Linked DNA regions of Homo sapiens: all the other regions are linked to region 2. A link is an interaction called in ENCODE POLR2A ChIA-PET data of the cell type or tissue named here. Cell type or tissue: MCF 10A. All regions are shown on one strand. Region 1 has its middle 100 kb from the start of LINC03002. Region 2 has its middle 49 kb from the start of LINC03002. Region 3 has its middle 23 kb from the start of LINC03002.

Region 1 (4,000 bases), 52 kb after region 2:
TGCTTTGATTTGCAAATTATTCTATTTGTGACAAAGACTTCTACCTAACCTATTATTTGTGAAGTTATTTCAGTATTTGAAATAGAGATTAAAAATATTGTATTTTCTTGGCACGATTGAAGTTTGGAGGGGTTGAAAGTGAATTTACTTTGAGGCATTAGGTTCTTTGGTATGGGCAACTATGATTCAATTTATTAGAAGGATATTGGTGACCACAACACACCAAATCAATGGAAGTCTGAAGGAGCAGTTCCAGAAGTAGAATAGGAACAAGGAAAGAGACTTTTGGCAGGAACAGTTTCTTCCCTCCTTGTATCTGGGTTGAAAGTCCAGTTGACCAGGCTTAGATCTTAGAAGGCCTTCCCTCCAGATCCTTTCAACAGAAAGAATCTGTCCAGAGGCTACTCTTTACTTTCATTGAGGAAGAACAGATTATCTGAATTTTCTGATCTACTAGAACTCTCCACAATGGGGGAAAAGCAAATCCTCCAAAGGAAATGGAAGATGTTGATAGGAAGTGGAGATGGATGTTGGGTGACCAATATTAACAAAGGTCCCTACGGACAGACTTGTTTCCATATTTGACTCTGCCACTTGCTATACAAATTACTCCACTTTCCCAAGTCTATTGTAAAATGAAGGTAATGGTAAACCCAACTCCACAGGATTGCTATGAAATATAAATATAGCAATGTTTATAAAGTGCCCAGCATAATAACTGTCACATAAGTATGTCTATTAAGTTTCAGTAAATCAAACTTTCCTTTCTTATTTCAGTGATGCCTGTGTTAGGCTTTTCTATATTAGCTCCATGTATATTTACTTATATATTTCTTACATTCATGTGTATTAGTATTTTATTATCAAAGTATGTACTTCCAGAGAAAAAAGATCATGCCTCACTTTAACCAGTGCCATTTGCTTTTGATGATGACAGTGACAATAACAATAATAACAGGGAGGCATTGTCCTAGTAATTAGTTTTAAGTACTTTTTGAGACTTTAAAAATAATCTACATAATATGGTATTTATACACATAGTCAATGGTTATAGTTATGTTTAGCATATAGGTATCCATTTTCTTTTTCATGGTCACGCTGAGGGACCCTGATGACACATAGACCATATTGCCCTTACAAGGCTCTTAATGACAGAATGGTTGGCATAGCCTTACTTTCCTAAATAGTTTGCTGATTCACTTGTTCCATTTTTAGACATCAGCAGATCGGCATTGGTGACATCTGCTAATTATTTGGTTTGACTCGTGACTGGCATGAGACTTCCATCTGCATCAATCAGTAAGACATGATTAGTGTGAGGTTAATACCACCCAATCCATGACCAATTTGTTGTAATGAGAAGCCTTGTTTATTTATCGGTTTTCCCCAGAGGTAATCATTTGTTGGAAACATAGCTGCCAAAAGTCACATTGTCTTCGTATTAATAGCTTATCAACTCTCAAATTGCATTGACCTACCCAATTACATATTTAAGACCTTCTGCACCTCTCTTACGGTTTCCACCTCTCATTTCTACCTGGAAACAGTCTTGGAAGACAGCTGAAGACTGTGCTTCTATGGTTCGTCCTTCCTTGTTTCCCTAGTACAATATTTTGAGACATCCCCTCAAATGGCCCTCTTCTTTCTAAACCATCATCATGTGACAGTCACAGCTTCATTAAGACATGTTAGTTACGCTTCCTGGTTTAATTCAGAGTGAATTAAATCATACTCAATAAACTCACCAAGAGTTTTGTTGGTTTCTTGTGTAATGCTTGGGTAAGATTAGAAAGGCAATGACCTCCAATCATGGTAGTAGCTAATTCCTTGTTTAATACTTTAGGTCAAAGTGAGTGCACATTTCACCATTTTGTGGTCTACCAGAGCAAACACAGAAGAATGCTTTCTGCCCCCTGGTGCTCATTGTCTGCTACTGCAGCAGATGAGTCAGCTGAGATATGTTCCAGACAGAAGCAGAAGGAATTGTGTCTCTACTGCTTATAGCACATGAGCAAAGCCACAACTTTTCAGTGCGTCACATGTCAGATACCTCCTAAATATGCAAGTGTCAGGGAAATGAATGAAGAGGATCTCTCAATTCTGTAACAGGAAGCACCACTGGGGAGAATGGCAGAGGCTCTGGGCTCTGGCTCTTGTTGCTTCATTAGCCTCTCATCTGGGAGCCCTCTGGGGTGCTGGCTGGTCCACCCTGGCCATGTCTGGGTCTCTTGATTATGCCAGGTTATTCCCTGACTCAACACACTGACATGTGCTTCTCTCTCTGCCTAAAAACTTCCTCACCCCCTTCATCTCCTAAATCGTATCTCTCCTTCAGAATGTAGCTGAAGGGCCACCTTCACAGGAAAGTCTCAATCAGGACTTCCTTAAATCTTCTCATACCACCTGATTCTTCTCCTTCAAGGCACCCATTACGATTGTAATTGAATAACTAAATTGTTTAATGAATGTACAATCTGCTAAAATGTAAGCCCCTCTAAGGTCTTATTTACATTTGCATTTCCCATAGGTGTACAACATAATTTTTAAATGAATGAATGAATTCTGAAGCGAAAACATAACATTCTTAAATTTGACAGCCCTTTTGTTTGCAGATAAACCAAAGCCAGGCTTATCCTGGAGTATAATTTCAAAGATAACCAGGGGAAGAAGAGAGGAGAAGATAGGGAAGGGGTGGGACTGAATTGGGTCAAGGTTCTCTTCATTCTGTCTCACCAAGGAATAGTTGTACGCTAATGTAATTAAATGCCAAAACTAGCTTGCAGAAACTTTTCTCTTTTCTCAAAGTTCTCTAAGTTTACAAAGAGTAAGCATGCTTTTCAAATCCTACTTATTTTTTATCCTTTGCCTATAGTATGGATCCACCCTCCAAGACTCTGAAAGTTTTTAATTGTAGTATCTGTGCATGGAACATAAGCTTAATTACTAAGGCAATGCCCATTGCTTTGTAGGGCCACGAACAATGCTTTTCATTACTGGGCATAAAGTACTCTGTTGTTATTTTCTCTATAGCCTTATATTGGAATAAGCAATAATTGTAGTTTATTCTTTACAGATGGAGGCAATAAGCACAGACAGATCTGGAACCCTTGCCTACTGTGACATACAGCCGCAGTAGCAGGCAAGCCTGGGTCAGCTCCAGAGCGGCAATGGAGGGAAATTCCCAGGACTCTGGGTGTCTTGGAAGTTTCCAAGGCCTGCAACTGATCACAGATCCTGGTTTTCCTCCCATTGGCTAAAAAGATAATAAATACAAGTTACAGCTTGACTACTGTCTGAAAAAATCTTGTAATGGTTAATGGAAGAAAGAAGAGAAAGTCCAGATGTTTGTTTTTTTTCCCTGCTTAGTGTGAGTTGAATGCTAACTTGAGACTAGGTCTAAAGTAGATCAGAAAATGCTTTCTCTTTATAAGTCAATTCATACCAGAAAAAATATAGGACACAGACAATGCCCAATAGTTACACTGGGACATGGAAATGGAGAGGAAGGGGAGTAACACTTGTGGGGTTGATATTATCATTTCATCATCTATCTGAAATATCGCACAAGGGAGGGAAAACTGAAACAGTAAAAGCCACATACAGATTCCACTGTTTTTAACATTACATTTGTTTCTCATTCATTTAACTTTCAATAAATATTTATTGAAAACTCGCAATATACTAAGCTTTGAAAACACAACAAAGAATAAAATGAAGCCCTTGGTCTTTTGGACTTTACTTTTCATGGGCAGGGTACAGATAGAGAACAAGGCGGAATAATGTTCAAGTAAATAAGCCAGGTAATTTCAAACACTAATAAGCGTTACAATCATGATAAAGCAGGGCGATGTGATTGAGAGTGGCTGGAGGTGAGGGTTTGTTTTAGATCTGTGCTGTCCAATACAGTTGCCACTAGCCATATGTGCCTCCTGAGTATTTGAAATGTGTCCAGTCCATGTTGAGATGTGCTGTAAGAGATGAACTGAATTTCAAAAACTTA
Region 2 (4,000 bases):
TCAAGCCTGTAATCCCAGCACTTTGGGATACTGAGGTGGGCAGATCACCTGAGGTCAGGAGTTCAAGGCCAGCCTGGCCAACATGGTGAAACCCTGTCTCTACTAAAAATACAAAAATTAGCTGGACATGGTGGTACATGCCTATAATCCCAGCTACTCAGGAGGCTGAGACAGGAGAATTGCTTAAGCCTGGAAGGTAGAGGTTGTAGTGAGGAGAGCATGCCACTGCACTCCAGCCTGGGTGACAGAGTGAGACTCTGTCTCAAAAAAAAAAACAAAAGAAAGAAAGAAAAAAAGAGTCTAAGAAGCAATTAAAAAAAATTCAAGTGCCATTTGTATAAAGTTTCACAAGACTTTTTATGTTGTTTTCCTCAGAAATATTTATAATTTTTAGCACTTTTGTAATTTGAGGGAACGACTAGAATTAAATGGTGAAAATAGAAAAGGAGCTTCTGATGTGAGTGCCATAAGCAATGTATTTTACAAAGTGTGTGAAGAGAAATGAAAAACAAACTTCTTTATTTGAGAGAAAGAAAGGAAGGAAAGAAAGAAAGAGAAAGGAAGAAAGGAAGGAAGGAAAGAAAGAAAGAAAAGAAAAGGAGGGAGGGAGGAAGGAAGGGAGGGAGGGATGGGGAGGGAGAGAGAGAGAGAGGGAAGGGAGGGAGGAAGGAAGGAAGGAAGGAACGAAGGAAACAGAAAATAATTTACTCTTCCCATATTTAGCTTAGTCATCTCTTAGGGACCACCGTGTTCTCTGAACCATCTCTGTGGGCACAACATTATCTCAGGCACTGTGGGCAGCTTCCAGGGAAAAGAGGAGACATGCTTTTAACCCATTAGCAGCTTCCAAGAAAATGATGCAGATGAAATGAACATAATCTATAATGCCTGGAAACACAAACAAACACATATGTATATAGCAGCTGAGGATTGCTTTGTTTTGGTAATATGATTACATATGTGTAAGAAAGAAATTATAGGGTCTAGGTCTATTCATTTGGTGCTTCAGTCCCCCATAGATGTAACACACACCAATTCAAATAGGTAGGCTTATGCATGCCCCCTGTATATAAAGCGTCTGTCTATCTTCACGTAATAAAGCAAATATAGACAAAGGCATTCTCTAAACCAAAGGAGTTTGGGCTGTTTGGAGATCCTGTTATTAGGTCACAGGAATAATTCAGGTTAAATTTTCACAGTCCCTCTATAAGTGAACCATTGAATACATAAAGCATTGAACACACAAGGGCTGTTGGCTTTGATGGTTGGCAAAGTCCACACACCCAGCTCTACCTTTCTTTGCACCACCCTACCCTGCTACATTTTCAAATCCACAGGCAATGTTGAGTGAAAGCTTACTCAACACTGCAGGCACCCCAGGAGTTATCCTGGTGAAATACATAAATGTTCTGTCCTTTCAGATACAGCAAGACTCTTTCAGATTTTAGTGGCTAAAATATAAAGTTTGTAGCCAGTCTTGGGGAAACCTCAACTTCAAACATGAGACAAAATTCAATTCAAGAATCTAGCTTTGCCAAGTTTCTCACTCTATCTGTTTGACATCTTGGTCTTGTCCTTCATCAGGCTTTACTTAAAAAGTAAAACTGAATAAAAATTGATTTCACAATCAACAAAACTTAGCCACTCTCCTGATGTGTTACTTAGCTTAAAAACAATTCTAATTCAGTTCTATAATATAATTATATAACTTAATTAGGTAATTCTACTTTTCAGGCAAAAGTATAACCTAATAAAATCTTCTCAAATTTTATACTCAACAAATCCATGAAGCACAAAAAGGGCCAAACATTTTCTATTACAAAAAAAAGAATAGTTTTTTAAGAATCCATTGAAGACTCCACAATTATACTTTTACATAAATTGACTAAAAATTTTTCCCCAAATCAGAAAGTCGAAATCCAAGAAACTATCAACAAATATACTTTAAAAGGAACAAATAAGTTACTATGCAAAAGAAGCAGAGACTATGTTCAAGAGAAGCATAAATATTCAAATATTTATTTTTTCAGATTTTGTTGGTCTGAATAGCTACTGAGTTTTATACTAATGTCTTTAAATCTGTTACTATGCATAACATTCTACTTGTGGCATGTTTTAAGACACTCTTTGGTCATGTTTTTGCACATTTATAAAATAACAAATTCAGTGTTATTACTCAACAAACTCATAACATAACTGATCTTGTAAAAACGTCATCACTGATGGGAAAGATCCATGCCTACGTTATGACTAAGGGAAGCAGCCCAGTAGCCTCCGGGAGCAAGCAGCTATATGCATCATCGGGTGCATTTGCAAGGTTGGAATTCAGAGCTTTTGCAACAGGCTTCATCCAGGAGGCAGGAAAATAGCATGGGTGTGACTTGGGAAAAGAGCTCCAAGTTAACTGTGGGAAGCCATGGGAAGCCGTGGGAAGGCCACTTGGTTCCCATCTTCTCCCTCTTTCCTGCACTATATCTAAACAAACCTTTTGACAACCGGTAAACTGGGAATTTTGACTGTAGGATCCACAGTTCTAAGATATTTAAAATCTTCCCCTTTTGCAAGGGAAATTATTCAGCTCTGAAAAATTTAGTAGGCTGTTTGGGGGCTGGGTTCCTAGGGAACTTAACTGTTTTAAATAATGCTCTTTGACCTCTAAGGAACAGAGACCCACTTTACTTCAGGGCAGGGCTTGGGTGTTACCTGAAAATATCCACACAGACCAGAATGGATCAGAAGGTCATAAGGCCCTAGATGTTCCCCAGTTTTAGGCCCTGGTCTCTCTCCTTTGATCTCTTTCATGTCCCCTGTCTCATGACCTCTCTGACTCAGTATCTCTCGGTGACATCACTTTCTTCTTCTTTTTTTTTTTTAACCTTTTATTTTAGGTGCAGGTTTGTTACGTAGACAAACTGTGTGTCTCGGGGGTTTGGTGTACAGATTATTTCGTCACCCAGGTAATAAGCTTAGTACCCGGCAGGTAGTTTTTGATCCTCGCCTTCCTCCCACCCTCCACCCTCAAGTAGGCCCCGGTGTTTGTTGTTCCCTTCTTTGTGAAAGACATTCTTTTCTGACCAGCTTTTTCTCTCTTTTCTATGCCACGTCATAACTTCATCTTGCACGTGGCTTTGGCTTACGTGAGCCTGTGGCAATTTGACAGCTCCAATAAAATTACTTCCTGGCAATTCATTCCTTGTTGTTGAGTCCAAATTGCCAAAGGAAAGACTCTGGTTGGCCCAGCTCATCTTTGTGTGCCAGCTCCTGAGTATGTGATGGCAAACCTATGTGCTGGCTGTCTTGAGGTCAGGCTTCTGAAATCTCTGTGCGTGTGTGGGGTGCAGCTCATGAGTTTACAGAGCAAAGACTACAGATGGAGCACACTCCCCAGAAAGGCCTGTGGCCGGGCCGAAAGTGGCCAGTATCTCTAGGAAACTTTATTTTTAATATGCTCTTGGCTCTTTATTAAAATATTCAGCTTTTCATTCAACACATTTTTATCAAGCAATCTCAATGAGTCAGATACAGGGGAGACATCAAAATTTGAGGGGCAGGCTGGGCACGATGGCTCATGCCTGTAATCCCAACAGTTTAGGAGGCTGAAGCAGGCTGATCACTTGAGGTCAGGAGTTCGAGACCAGACTGACCAACATGGTGAAACCCCGTCTCTACTAAAAATACAAAAATTAGCTGGGCATGGTGGCAGGCACCTGTAACCCCAGCTGCTCAGAGACGGAGGTAGGAAAATCGCTTGAACCCAGGAGGCAGAGGTTGCAGTGAGCCGAGACCACGCCACTGCACTCCAGCCTGGGCAGTCAGCCTAAGCAAGACTCCATCTCAAAAACAAACAAACAAACAAACAAACAAACAAACCAAAAAACAAATCGAGGGGCAAATGTGGCTTCTTAGAACAATTTCCCCGGTGACTCCCTGAGATGCAAGTCTTATCCCCCAACAGACTTGTGAAGGGTCAGGCATTTAACCCTCATCATTTGCAGGATGT
Region 3 (4,000 bases), 72 kb before region 2:
TAGGTGACAGAAAGAGACTGTCTCAAAAAAATAAAAATAAAAATAAATAAAACCAGAGAGCTGGACCTCCATTTCCAGGTGGAGGCCAGGGAAGCTGCCACAGAGGAATGGCTGTGGTGAGCCAGGCCATATGGTGAGCCTGGCAGAGATTGCCATGGCCCAAGCATGGCACATAAACCACCAGACCTCACAGCATCTGGCAGCATGGGCCATGACATTTGTGGGGACCAGTGGCCAAGGCCCAGATAGGAGGGAACATGTCTCAATATCACTATGGCTACCAAGGTCTACATGCTTCCCATGCTGAACCCCCAGCCCCCAACACACACCAAATTCTTGGCATTACGTTAACCCCTCTGAAATGAGGTACAGCTACAGGGAAAGGGAGGGTATTCCAAATTAACTAAGATTGAGTCTTCACTTAACTAATGACATGGAGCCTCCAACTAGATATTAATTTGAGTTAAAGAAGAATTAAATTTTATTTTTTCCTTATCAAAGTTTGGACTCATAGCAGTTAAATGCATTTTCATATGTTTATATATGGATGATTGAAAAACATTGTTAACAGTAGTCGCCTAGGAGAAAGAGGCTATACAGTTGGAAGGTGAAAGAGAGACTATTGGTTTTACTTCAGGCACTTTCATAATGTTTAAATAGTTAAATAGATACTAGTTAATTAAGTTAATTGACTGAAGTAGTACAAATTGCAAAGACAAAAAATGCAGGTTCAAAATCATTTTGTAGTACAGGATAAAAGTCAAGGCTCAAAATGCCTATTTTGAGTGAATTATTAGTATCTCCAAACATCAATTTACTAATTTATAATGTGAGAAGACTGGGTTAAGTGATTACATAATCTCTTCTCTCTAAAATTATCATAAGGCAGTGAGTTTTCTGTTCTTGAAAATGTACAGCCAAATACCGTAGAAAAGAGTCATATTTGTGAAAGAACTTGGATAAGTAAAGAGCTTTCTAACAATGTTCTTCTAAAGATAATAACTATGGGAAGAGCAGTGGAAACATAGAATTGTTCCAAGAACAGGGCTTGGTTATCAATCCCAGGTCTGCCAATTATTTTCTGCATGACTTGGAGCAAGACAATTTAAACATTTTGGGTTAGATTACGTCTGTAAAGCAGGAGTTCCCAAACCTGGCATAAGCATCAGTCCAAGATTTTAAAAAATACACATTCCATAAATCCAACAGAAATGTCACCAAAAGACACTACGAGAATGTTCACAGCAGCACTATTTGTAATAACTCAAAACTGTAAAAAACCCGAATGTCCATCAATGAATAAAGAATAGAAAAAAGAAAGAAAGAGTGGGCTCATATGATTGGATACCATACAGTGGGGTTCAGCAAACTTTGTTCTGTAAAGGGCCAGATAGTAAATATTTCTAACTTTGCCAGCCATGTAATCTCTGTGGCAGCTAAACTCTACCACTGTAGTGTGAAAGCAGCTGTAGATAATACTGAGACAAATTAGCCTGGCAGTGTTTCAATAAAACTTTATTTATAAAACCGGAGATTGATCCCTTACTATATAGCAATGAAAACAAACTAGAACTACCTGCAATAACATGGATGAATTTCACAAGCACACTACTGAGTGAGAGAAGCCACGTACAAAAGAATACATGCTGTGTGATTCCATTTATCTAAAATTTCAGAATTGGCAAACGTAAGCTATGATGTTAAAAGTCAAAATAGAGTGGTTATCTTGGTAGAGTGGTGCCTAGTAGGGGGCCCAGAGGGTGTCTTCTGGGCTGGATTGCTTTATTATTTAATGTGAGACTGTGTTCACTTTGTGAAAATTAATCTGTATATTTACAGGGCTTGCACATTTTTTCCTGATGTAAGGTTTACTTCAATGAAAAGGTTACCATAAAGAAATATAAATATTTCAGTGTCTCACTCTGTAGAATCCGAGTTGTTGGCCAGGGGTGTGGCTTGAGGATCTATCCTAAGCCTGCCTTGAAGAAGTAAAGTGAGCTGCCTAAGGTCACGTTATTGGCAGAGCTGAGACAGAGAGCAAGCTCTTACAGTGTTGGGCATGGAGTGAGTCAGCCCTGCATTGAGAGAGGACGCAGCATCTGCCCTTGAGAACGGACTGGGAAATGGCTAAAAGAAGTCAAGGTCACATTCCGGACTCCTACCTACAATCATATTTGCACTGTCACCTGGATATGCTCACTGACTTCTGCCACCTGGGCAGCACCCAGTTCAGAACTTTGCAGATTGCTGGAATTGCTGGGGAGCTGCCAGAGGGCTTTCAGAACTCAGCATGAGTGCAGTGAGTGCGGCAGCCAGCTCCCAAAGGGGATGGCCTCAGCATAGTTTCCAGCTCTCGGCTCTCTTAACAGGAAGGCGTTGCGGTGTCGCAGACACAATCTGAAGTGGGGGTTCAAACAGACACAACTTCACATACTGGTTTTGCAACTTGCTGGCAAATGAGTGAATTTTACTCAATCCCAATTTTTCTCATCTGTAAAACAGCCATAAAATCGACCCCCACTGCCTCTTCCTCACCCCTCCCACAGACAAAGGATTTTTTTTCTCTTTTTTTCTATTCAGTCTTCACTGAACTAACATTTGCACGCCAAGCACCATTAAGTATTTTGCAAAGATTGTCTCATCTAATTCTTGTCAGTAAAGAAGTTTCATTTATGATCCTCATTTTATAGTGAAGAAACTAGGAATCAGTTGACTTAAAAATGACCTGCCTAAAGTCACACAGGTAAGAGGTGGAACCAATTTCCCACTGAAGAAGTGTGCCTGGGAGCCTGAGCTCGTAACCACCGCTTGTGACGATGACAATGCCTGGCAGTCGTCATCCTGTCTGGCCCATGGATGAAATTTAATAGAAGTTAATTCTGCATTTCCTCTTTTCTTAAAGAGCTATGAATTGGAGCTGAGGCCTGGCAGTCAGAAAACCAGGATTCTAGTGGGCTGGTAAATCACTTCTATTTCCTTGCAGCATAATGAAAGCATGGGATCAGATCACTCTCCTTAAGCGTTTCTTCTGGGCTGAATGAATTTGTACTCTCTACAGGTCTGAATGCTTGCTCTAAACAGAAAATAAGTTAGTTGTTCCCTAAAATTTTATGAAAAATTTATATTCGTTTCCATCATCTGAGTTTGTTTTGATATTTAAAACATAGATATTATGTCCTACCTAAACCTCTCTCCATGCACTCACTCACACTCACCTCATCCCATCTCGCAGTCTTGTGTGTTCCTTTACTCCAGGCACACCTAATTCATGGCTGCACATTCCCAAGGGCACCCTAGAAGGGGCACTCTCTTGGTTTGAAAAGCAGAGGTGTCAGTAGGTTTCATCAGGTCTCTGTACCTACACAATTCTATTACTCTGTTAACCTATGTGATGTGGAGGTTTATGACATAGAAGTTCTCCCCAGACTCGACCATGAACTTCCCAAACTCATCCAGAACTGAACCACCTTAAAACACGCTCTTTTGATATCTTGCCAACTTGGCAGATAAGACCGGATTTTCTACAAATTAAAAAGTGGTGATGGTGATGTGTTTGTTGGTGATGATGCTGATAAAATATGACCACTTCTTTATACGAGATGATTTCTTATAAAGGCAAATGAAAATTTTGTATCACAGTTGGAAACCACTGGACCATCAAGTACACTTGAAGGGCAAGAAAGATAAATTTACAGACAAAACTAAGGATTGTTTTTATATTATGTATTTCTCTGTCATCTGCCCACACCTGAAACCCAATTAACATTCAAGGGAGAATGAGTTTTGTTCAAGCCATTTAGAAGAGTAAAAGGAAAAGTAAATTTTAATAAGCCAGTATTTTTCTCTTGACACAAAGATTAGCAGAATTTGGGAATAATGTTTAAAATAAGTGTTATAGGCTGGGTGCGGTGGCTCATGCCTGTAATCCCAGCACTTTGGGAGGTCAAGGTGGGCGGATCACCTCAGGTCAGGAGTTCGAGACAAGCCTGGCCAACATGGT

The links. Peaks named below come from ENCODE experiments on the same cell type or tissue, not always from the same donor. Only the 100,000 strongest peaks of a DNase experiment are listed, where the experiment ranks them.
Region 1: POLR2A ChIA-PET joins it to region 2 with 14 read pairs; 2 of 35 experiments call an interaction of 5 or more read pairs at or near these places.
Region 3: POLR2A ChIA-PET joins it to region 2 with 10 read pairs; 5 of 35 experiments call an interaction of 5 or more read pairs at or near these places.

Annotation. Positions count from the first base shown.
Region 1 is chr6:134,639,210-134,643,209 of GRCh38, forward strand. No RefSeq gene overlaps it. Among named protein-coding and RNA genes, the nearest start is that of LINC03002, 100 kb to the left of the region's middle. In MCF 10A, a CTCF peak has its summit at 1,922 (motif pointing left); a DNase peak (open chromatin) is centred at 1,912.
Region 2 is chr6:134,587,427-134,591,426 of GRCh38, forward strand. No RefSeq gene overlaps it. Among named protein-coding and RNA genes, the nearest start is that of LINC03002, 49 kb to the left of the region's middle. In MCF 10A, no CTCF peak of the experiment used is centred here; DNase peaks (open chromatin) are centred at 2,325 and 3,175.
Region 3 is chr6:134,515,200-134,519,199 of GRCh38, forward strand. No RefSeq gene overlaps it. Among named protein-coding and RNA genes, the nearest start is that of LINC03002, 23 kb to the right of the region's middle. In MCF 10A, no CTCF peak of the experiment used is centred here; DNase peaks (open chromatin) are centred at 2,042 and 2,322.